Regions from separate parts of the Homo sapiens genome. Here region 2 is linked to region 1. The links are chromatin loops, found by intact Hi-C in ENCODE. Cell type or tissue: heart right ventricle. All regions are shown on one strand.

Region 1 (5,000 bases):
CCTGGATGACAGAGCAAGACTCCATCTCAAAAAAAAAATAAATAAAAAATCTGCATACTCAGAACCTGACAAAATCCCAAAGGTTTATGAAGTACAGGAATATTCGTGTATGTGCGTTTAACATCCTAAAAGAGTGAAAGGAAGTACACTAATCCTGCCAACAGTAAGTTTTTTAAAAAGGAAAATAACTTCCTCCTTCATTTATTGGAATTGCTTGGAAGCGGAAGTCAGGAAATCCCCTTCCTTGATTTGTGGTATTTATGTGGCTAACTGTTGTTCCCAAAGAACAGAATTTATTCTGGTTTACCCTTTGAAATGTTCTATATATTTTTTCATTATTCTTTAATAGAACCTGGTTTTGGTTATTTTAAAGATTTCCACATGATGAGTTTATTTTACTCCCTTTTTTATATTTGGAGAAAAATGAAGCTCAGGCAAAGAATGCCTAATTACTTCTTACGCATAAAAATGCACATTCAATACAATGATAACTTACTATCCTAGAAATTAGTTACAGAAAATACCTTTAATATACACATATATTTCCGGTTAGAGTAAGAGATGTTTGGGAAGAATGCCAATTGTTCACACGTATAACATTCAGCCTGGCCGGGCGCAGTGTCTCTAGCTTGTCACCCTAGTACTTTGGGAGGCTGAGGCGGGCAGATCACCTGAGGTCAGGAGTTCAAGACCAGCCTGGCCAACATGGTGAAACCTCACCTTTGCTAAAAATAAAAAATGAGCCAGGCATGGTGGCACATGCCTGTAATACCAGCTACGCAGGAGGCTGAGACAGGAAAATTCCTTGAACCCAGGAGGCAGAGGCTGCAGTGAGCCAAGATTGTGCCACTGCACTCCAGCCTGGGTGACAAAATGAGACCCCATCTCAAAAAAAAAAAAAAAAAAAAAGATTCAGCCTTTTTTCATAATACCTAAAAATAACTTCAGAGTTCTTTTCACCAAAGTAAAATAGTTTTCTTTATTAAAAAGATTATCATAGACATATAGTAAAATGGAATAGAACAGAATTTCCAAAAATGGACCCACACAAATATATTTATTTAACTTTCAACAAAGCAGCCAATGTAATTCAATGGGGGAAAAGATAGACTTTTCAATAATAGTGCTGGAACAACTGGATATTCACATGGAAAAACTCTGACCCTTAACTATAGGTTAGAGCTAAAACTATAAAACTTCTAAATCTATAAAACATAGGAGAAAATCTCTGGGGCCTTGGGTTAGACAAATATTTCTGTTCTTTTCTTTTGAGACGGTCTCCCTCCATCACCCAGGCTGGAGTGCACTGGAGCGATCCCGGCTCACCGCAACTTCCGCCTCCCAGGTCCCAGCGATTCTCTTGCCTCAGCCTCCCGAGTAGCTGGGATTACAGGCACGTGCCACCACACCCAGCTATTTTTTTTGTATTTTTAGTAGAGATGAGGTTTCACCATGTTGGCCAGGCTGGTCTCAAATACCTGGCCTCAAGTGATCTGCCCACCTCAGCCTTCCAAAGTGCTGGGCTTATAGGCATGAGCCACCACACCTGGACAAGAAAAAGACTTCCTAGGTAGGATGCTGTAATCCCAGCACTTTGGGAGGCTCTATAGAAAAATACAAAAATTACCTGGGCGTCATGGTGTGCACCAGTAGTCCCAGTTACTTGGCGGGCTGAGGTAGGAGGATTGCTTGAGTCTGGGTAGTTGAGGCTGCAGTGAGCCATGATCATACCACTGCACTCCAGCCTGGGCAACAGAATGAGACCATGTCTTAAAAATAAAATAAAACAGGATGCAAAAAGCACAAGCCATAAAAAAAAATTTGGTAATTTGTACTTGAAAATTTTAAACTTCTGCTTTTTTTTTTTTTTTTAGATGGAGTTTTACTCTGTTGCCCAGGATGGAGTGCAGTGGCACAAGCTCGGCTCACCGCAACCTGCAATTCCCGGGTTCAAGCGATTCTCCTGCCTCAGCCTCCCGGGTAGCTGGGATTACAGACGCAGACCACTAAGCCTGGCTAATTTTTTGTATTTTTAGTAGAGATGGGGTTTCACCATGTTGGCCAGGCTGGTCTGGAACTCATGACCTCAGGTGATCCACCTGCCTTGGCCTCCCAAAGTGCTGGGATTACAGGCGTGAGCCTCCACGCCCAGCCTAAACTGCTTTTTGAAACACACTGTTGCCGGGCATGGTGGCTCACGCCTGTAATCCCAGCACTTTGGGAGGCTGAGGCAGGCAGATCACCTGAGATCGGGAGTTCGAGACCAGCCTGACCAACATGGAGAAACCCCATCTCTACTAAAAATACAAAATTAACCAGGCGTGGTGGCACATGCCTGTAATCCCATGCCTGTAATCCCTAGGGAGGCTGAGGCAGGAGAATCACTTGAACCTGGGAGGTGGAGGTTGCAGTGAGCCGAGATCGTGCCATTGCACCAGCCTGGGCGACAAGAGTGAAACTCCATCTGAAAAAAAAAAAAAAAGAAAGAAAAGAAAAATTAAGAAATAAGCTACAGACTGGGAGAAAACACTTTCAAAGCATGTATCTGATAAAGGCCTTGTATCCAGGCTATATGGACAATATTTTCAACTCTATAATAAGACAAATAACCCAATTAATAAATGGGCAAAAAAATTGAACAAATACTCCACTAAATAAAATATAAAAGCAAATAAGCATATGAAAAGATGTACAACATCATTGGTTATTTGTGAAATGAAAATTAACCACAATGGGCTATCACGGCACCCAATAGAATGGCTGACACTTAAAAGACCAGCAAGATCAAGTACATTAGAGGATGGGGAACAACTAGAACTCTCATGCATTGCTGGCGGGAATGCAAAATAGTACACCACCTTTGGAAAAATTTGGCAGTATTTTAAAAAGTTAAATGTACATTACTATACAACCCAGCAATCCCACTCCTAAGTAGTTATCCAAGAGAAATAAAAACACACGTCTATATGAAGACTGTTATGTAAATGTTCACAGCAGCTTTATTAATAAATAGCCTAAAACTAGAAACAACCCAAATGTCCATCAACTGGTGAATCGATAAATTGTGATATGTGCCTATAATGGAATATATTACTTGGCATTAAAAAGGAATTAACTGGCTGAGCGTGGTGGCTCATGCCTATAATCCCAGTGCTCTGGGAGGCCAGGCAGGATCCCTTGAGCCCAGGAATTCAAGACAGCCTGGACAACATACTGATACCCCATCTCTACAAAAATAAAAAAATTAACTGGGGCTGGGCACGGTGGCTCATGCCTGTAATCCCAGTATTTTGGGAGGCCAAGGGGGGTAGATCACCCGAGGTCAGGAGTTTGAGACCAGCCTGGCCAACATGGCGAAACCCAGTCTCTACTAAAAATACAAAAATTATCCGGGCATGGTGGCGGACTCTTGTAATTCCAGCTACTTAGGAGGCTGAGGCAGGAGAATCGCTTGAATCTGGGAGGTGGAGGTTGCAGTGAGCTGAGAGCCATTGCACTCCAGCATGGGTGACGAGCAAAATTCCGTCTCAAAAAAAAAAAAAAAGAAAGAAATTACTTGGAAGTATTGTTAAAAATACAGATTTGGGGACTTCACTCCAGTGATTTTGATTTTTAGATCTGGGGCAGAAAATAGAAATGAGCATTTTTTTTTTTTTTTTTTTTTTGAGACGGAGTCTCTCTCAGTCACCCAGGTTGGAGTGCAATGGCGCGATCTCCTCTCACTGCAAGCTCCGCCTCCCGGTTCACGCCATTCTCCTGCCTCAGCCTCCTGAGTAGCTGGGACTACAGGCACCCGCCACCACGCCTTGTTAATTTTTTTGTATTTTTAGTAGAGACGGGGTTTCACCGTGTTAGTCACGATGGTCTCGATCTCCTGACCTTGTGACCCGCCTGCCTCGGCCTCCCAAAGTGCTGGGATTACAGGCGTGAGCCACCATGCCCAGCCAGAAATGAGCATTTTTAACCAGACCTCTAGGTGATTCTGATATAGGTAGTCTTTAGCTTTAAGGCACAGGGTTAAGAGGTCCCCAGTTCTCCTAAGATAGAACTCAAACTCCTTAACATGTCTTCATGCCTTATAAGATCTAGTCCCTGCTTAGCTTTTCACCTTCATCTGTAAGTACCACCTCCTACAACCTAGACTTAAGCTATACTGTATTTTCCCATTTTTAAAGTAAACATAGCCCTATAATGCTTTGTTCTCCCCTGTTGATCCTACCCCATCTAACCTTTCAGCGAGCCAACCAAACACACACACACACACATAATGATACACACCTCTGCCTTGCTAATACCTATTTACCATTCAATTTAGACATCAATTCCTCTACTACGAAGACATCCTTGATTCCCAACTCTGGGATAAGTACCCCTCCTAAGGGCTACTAGCCTCCTGTATTTCCCTTACCATAACACAGTTATCTAAAGTATTCCACCTATTTAATTATTCATCCCACTGAATCACTGTCTTGTTCTCCAGTGAATCCTCAGTGCTTCACACTGTACCTGGCATATTGTATGTACTTAATAAATATTTATTGTATTTAAAAATGAATGACTTTTACCTATAGAAGTATGAAGTAAGGGAAGCAGAATTTAAAAATTGTACTTACTCCAGCCTAGCTGGAGTAAGTACAACATGGTGAAATGTTGTCTCTACTAAAAATACAAAAATTAGCCAGGTGTGGTGGCGCACTCTTGTAATCCCAGCCACTCAGGAGGCTGAGGCAGGAGAACTGCTTAAACCTGGGAGGCAAAGGTTGCAGTGAGCCAAGATCATGCCATTGCACTCCAGCCTGGGGACAAGAGCGAGACTTCGTCTCAGGAAAAAAAAAAAGAAAAAAGAAAGTAATCCTATTTACAATAGCTACAAATAAAACAAAATACCCAGGAATTAACTTAACCAAAGAAATAAAAGAGCTCTATAGTGAAAATCATAAAACACTGAGGCAAGAAATTGAAGAGAACATGAAAAAATGGAAATATATTCCATGTTCATG
Region 2 (5,000 bases), 110 kb after region 1:
CGCCTGTAATCCCAGCTACTCAGGAGGCTGAGGCAGGAGAATCGCTTGAACCCGGAAGGTGGAGCTTGCAGTGAGCTGAGATCGCGCCACTGTACTCCAGTCTGGGTGACAGAGTGAGACTCTGTCTCAAAAAACAAAACAAAACAAAAAAAACAAAAAACGCAGAATTCCCTTTCTGCAACTGAAAATGATTTTTAATCTGATAAATACATTTGTCCTACTTTTACATTATGTGAATTGTGATTTGTACAGGCTCTCTCCAGTAGCATCCATTATACTATTACACCAAAAATTTATTCTGCTTTTTAATATCTCTCCTTTTGTTGTTGTTGTTTTGAGACAGAGTCTTGCCCTGTCTCCAAGGCTGGAGGGCAGTGATGAGATCTCAGCTCACAGCAACTTCTGCTTCCTGGGTTCAAGTGATTCTTGTGCCTCAGCCTCTCTGGTAGCTGGAATTACAGGCGCCCGCCACCACGCCCAGCTAATGTTTGCATTTTCTGTAGAGACAGGGTTTCACCATGTTGGCCAGGCTGCTCTGGAACTTCGACCTCAAGTGATCCACCTGCCTTGGCCTCCCAAAGTGCTGGGATTACAGGCCTGGGCCATCGCACCTGGCCAGTGTATCTCCTACCTAGACAAAGACCTAGTCCTTTTAGAGAAAACTTAATTAAAACTCTGCAAAGATATCTCCATTTAGCAGTGTCCATATAAGAAAAAAAGAATTCTGAACTCCAAATACGATAATGTGTTAATTACTTGCAACAACATTCATTACAATAACATTTGGTTATATTTAAATACCTCCCTTATGCTAAACTAGGTTGTAACCTGTGGTCTTTTGATTCTTTAGATGTTTCTTTTTAGGACATTGCCCCTAGAATAAAGCAGAGTCCTGGTAACTAGCCATTTCCACTCAGCTTTGTTCCTTCCTTCTTAAATCCCTTGGGCACTACTTGGGAGTTTACCACTAATTTTATTAAACTTCCTTTTATAGATTTCTTTATTTTCATTTTATGCACATTTTCTGCTCTCACTTCCTGCCCAAATCTACTTGGAAAACCATTTTTATTTTTTGCTTTACCTCCTAGTGAATCATGTGGCAAGTGAACCAACAGTCTGAATTTTTTATGGGCCTGTTTTGGGTTTTTTTTTTTTTTTTTTTTTTTTGAGACCAAGTCTCACTCTGTTGCCCAAGCTGGAGTGCAGTGGCTCAATCTCGGCTCACTGCAACCTCTGCCTCCCAGGTTCAAGCGATTCTCCTGCCTCAGCCTCCCGAGTAGCTGGGACTATAGGCACACGCCACCATGCCCGGCTAATTTTTGTATTTTTAGTAGAGATGGGGTTTCACTATGTTGGCCAGGCTGGTCTTGAACTCCTGACCTCGTGATCTGCCTACCTCAACCTCCCAAAGTGTGGGATTATGGGCGTGAGACACTACACCCAGCCTATTTTGGATTTTTTTTACTCAAAATTCTATCTTGCCCATAACCTGGTTCATTTCAGGCTTAACTATCCAGGTCCTGGGCCTTGGGATTAATTTGCATTACTTACCATCATGTGTTTTCTGGTGAGAGCCCAGGCTGATCATGGCAGCAAAAGCACCTCCTAATTGCTGATGAGAGCTTCCTGGCCACCTAAGCTGTCTCCCGCATCTACTGGTTGAGGTGTTTGTGTTGGGCAAGTCAAGGGTTAACTCCCATACACCTAGGGACTTTGCATTCCCATCTACTCCCCACCCCTTAGTAGCCATGTAACTATTTCTTTTCTTTATTTTTTGAGATGGAGTCTCACTCTGTCGCCCAGGCTGGAGTGCAGTGGCGCCATCTCGGCTCACTACAAGCTCTGCCTCCCGGGTTCACGCCATTCTCCTGCCTCAGCCTCCCGAGTAACTGGGATTACACGAGTGTACCACTACGCCTGCCTAATTTTTGTATTTTTACTGGAGACGGGGTTTCACCATGTTGGCCAGGCTGGTCTCGAACTCCTGACCTCATGATCCGCCCACCTCGGCCTCCTAAAGTGCTGGGATTACAAGCATGAGCCACCGCACCTGGCCCATGTAACTATTTCTTATCATGTGAAAGCTTATAATATTTTTGGAGTTCTGGCTTTTATCAGTGCTAGAATACCAACTGTTTTATATTCTTTAGGATTGAGTTTATCAGGTAGAACCACTGTGCCCATGTTTGTTCCAACTTTACAAACAGTTCATGAATTCCCAGTCATTAATACATTAACCAGTGTGTTTCCCATTGCATTAGTTTTTCTCTCCATTGGTTTTTAGAAATATTATAGAACCTATAGCTTTAATGGGCTATGCTTCCCTCTGGTGTCCTAATAAAATACTTTGTGTCTCTTATAAATTGTTCCACTTGTGTGTCAGTTTTGACTTGTTTAAAAATAGTATGTCTAGTTGATTGAACAAATCAAGATTATAAGCAGAGCAGAATAAAAGGGGCTTTACTGAAATGTCTTTCCTAATTCCCAAAGCCAAATGCTCTTCCTCTCCTTGAAATTTATCCCCTTTAGAATCTGTCTTGTGTTTACTTGGCACTTGAATCAAACTTCTTTCTTCTGTGTGTGATAACATTTTCTCCTAATCCCTGCACTCCCCCCCCCGACCCCTTCCCCCATCCCCTGCTCCTAACATTTTTTATGTGGGTCGTGACTTGTCTAAGCCATTCTTTGTAATCCAGACGTAGCTCCACCTATCCTTGGTGGCTGCTACATTTAGAGCAGCCACACAGTTTGGGAAGGGAATATCAAGAGAGCCTCTTGGCTTTAAAGAGTCAGCTGATAGAATTGTAGCAGGTTTAGTGCTCCATGAGAATTGACTGACCAGCTAAGGGAGCCCTTAGACAAAGTAAATTCTAGGGTCCATCTCAAGACAGTGCTAACTCATCGCTGCCCATGCTAAAGTTGTCTTTTTGTTTTTCCTAGAAGTTTCAGGCACCTGCAAGAGAGACCTGCGTGGAATGTCAGAAGACAGTCTATCCAATGGAGCGTCTCTTGGCCAACCAGCAGGTGTTTCACATCAGCTGCTTCCGTTGCTCCTATTGCAACAACAAACTCAGGTAAGTCAGCCCAAAACAAGCCATCTGTCTATAACTGGAACTCTAGAGGGAGTCTTTGGCTTTTAGAGCACTGGTGCTAAAAGCTACTGTGCTAATGATATTCTGTTGAAGGCTCTTGAATAAAGTAAAAAGCATCATTTAGTGACAAGTCTTTCATACCAAATAATGATGGTGTTTGGAACTTCTTGGTGTATTGATATGTTAATTTACATGTTAGGACCGAAGCTTAAATAATATGAGTTGCAGGTAAACCCCCCTGTGACCTAATTTAATAGAATGTTTTCCCTTGGTATCACAGAATCACAAAGTTAAGAAATCTCAAGAGGTTACTTGTTTAAGCCCTTACTTGTCTTAACCACTGTATAAATGATAATAATGGCAATAATAATAGCCCCTGGAGAGCATGTCTTTTTCTCTATGTTGCCTCACTTTATTTCTGAGAAAATAGTTGTTACATATCATTTCTTCCAAGTAACTCAAAGTGCAAATATAAATGTGACAAATCGGGGAAACATTCCAAATTAACTCATTTTAATCATAGAGTCTTACAGAAGGAAGTAACCAAGATGTCACTTTCTCCAGCTTTCCTTTCTGAGCAATCCTTCCTAAAATACTCTTGAAAGATGTTTTGGCATCTGTGTGACATTTCTAGCTATTAGATAGCTCTAGCTAGACAGCTTCTCCAAACATGCAGCCAAAGTGTACCTCAGTCACTTCCACTCATTAGTTCTTCTGCTGCCCACTGTGTTAATTTTTTTCTCCAAAGCACCTTTTTTTTTTTTTTTTTTTTTGGATACAGAGTCTCACTCTGTTGCCCAGGGTGGAGTGCAGTGGCGTGATCTCAGCTCACTGCAACCTCTACCTCCTGAGTTCAAGCGATTCTCCTGCCTCAGCCTCCCAAGTAGCTGGGACTACAGGCGCCCGCCACCACACCCAGCTAATTTTTTGTATTTTTAGTAGAGAAGGGGTTTCACCATGTTAGCCAGGATGGTCTTGATCTCCTGACCTCGTGATCCACCCGCCTCGGCCTCCCAAAGTGCTGAGATTATAGGTGTGAGCCACTGTGCCTGGCTTAAAGCACCTTATTTCTTTTGTGGAAGTGCTGCCGTTTTATACCCCCTTTAACATTTGTCACTCTTCAGAATGGTTCGTAACTTAAGGGAAAAAACTTTAAAAAGATAAAACTTATCATCCTGCAAGAGACACCAAATCTCCTAAAGGCTTGTCTAGGACTGACATTAGGGAAAAACTACCTCCTGTCAACTCCTCACCATTCTTCTATTAATCAAGCTTATATCTAGGTGTGGATATAAGGATCACACCTGTAATCCTAGCATTTTGGGAGTGCCCAGGTAGGAGGATCACTTGATGCCAGAAGTTCAAGACTAGCCTGGGTAACATAGAGAGACCCCATCTGGTTTTTCTTTTTGAGATGGAGTCTCACTCTGTTGCCCAGGCTGGAGTGCAGTGGTGTGATCCTGGCTCACTGCAACCTTTGTCTCCCAGGTTCAAGCGATTCTCATGCCTCAGTCTCCTGAGTAGCTGGGATTACAGGCGGGCACCACCACGCCCAGCTAATTTCTTTCTTTTTTTTTTTTTTTCCGGAGATGGAGTCTTGCTCTGTCGCCCAGGCTGGAGTGCAGTGGGATGATGTCAGCTCACTGCAACCTCCACCTCCCAGGTTCAAGCAATTCTCCTGCCTCAGCCTCCCGAGTGGTTGGGACTACAGGCGTGTGCAACATGCCTGGCTAATTTTTGTATTTTTCATAGAGATGAGGTTTCACCATGTTAGCCACGCTGGTCTTGAACTCCTGACCTCAGTCAGTCTGCCCTCCTCGGCCTCCCAAAGTGCTGGGATTACAGGTGTGAGCAACCACGCCTGGCCAATTTTTGTATTTCTTAGTAGAGATGGGGTTTCACCATGTT

What was found. A loop is a pair of places that touch in the nucleus more often than their neighbours do. Peaks named below come from ENCODE experiments on the same cell type or tissue, not always from the same donor. Only the 100,000 strongest peaks of a DNase experiment are listed, where the experiment ranks them.
Region 2: a loop joins it to region 1, with 2.4 times the contacts of the local background. A loop is called at or near these places in 4 of 110 quality-filtered maps.

Annotation. Positions count from the first base shown.
Region 1 is chr12:50,292,421-50,297,420 of GRCh38, reverse strand. It overlaps LOC107984505 (a long non-coding RNA gene), which reads right to left. Exons shown (of 2, transcript XR_001749144.2): 2 at 954-1,745. Among named protein-coding and RNA genes, the nearest start is that of LIMA1, 11 kb to the right of the region's middle. In heart right ventricle, no CTCF peak of the experiment used is centred here; no DNase peak of the experiment used is centred here; H3K27ac peaks cover 1,867 bases.
Region 2 is chr12:50,179,978-50,184,977 of GRCh38, reverse strand. LIMA1 (LIM domain and actin binding 1) reads left to right here. Exons shown (of 11, transcript NM_016357.5): 10 at 2,941-3,074. Among named protein-coding and RNA genes, the nearest start is that of CERS5, 15 kb to the right of the region's middle. In heart right ventricle, a CTCF peak has its summit at 2,335 (motif pointing left); no DNase peak of the experiment used is centred here; H3K27ac peaks cover 1,582 bases.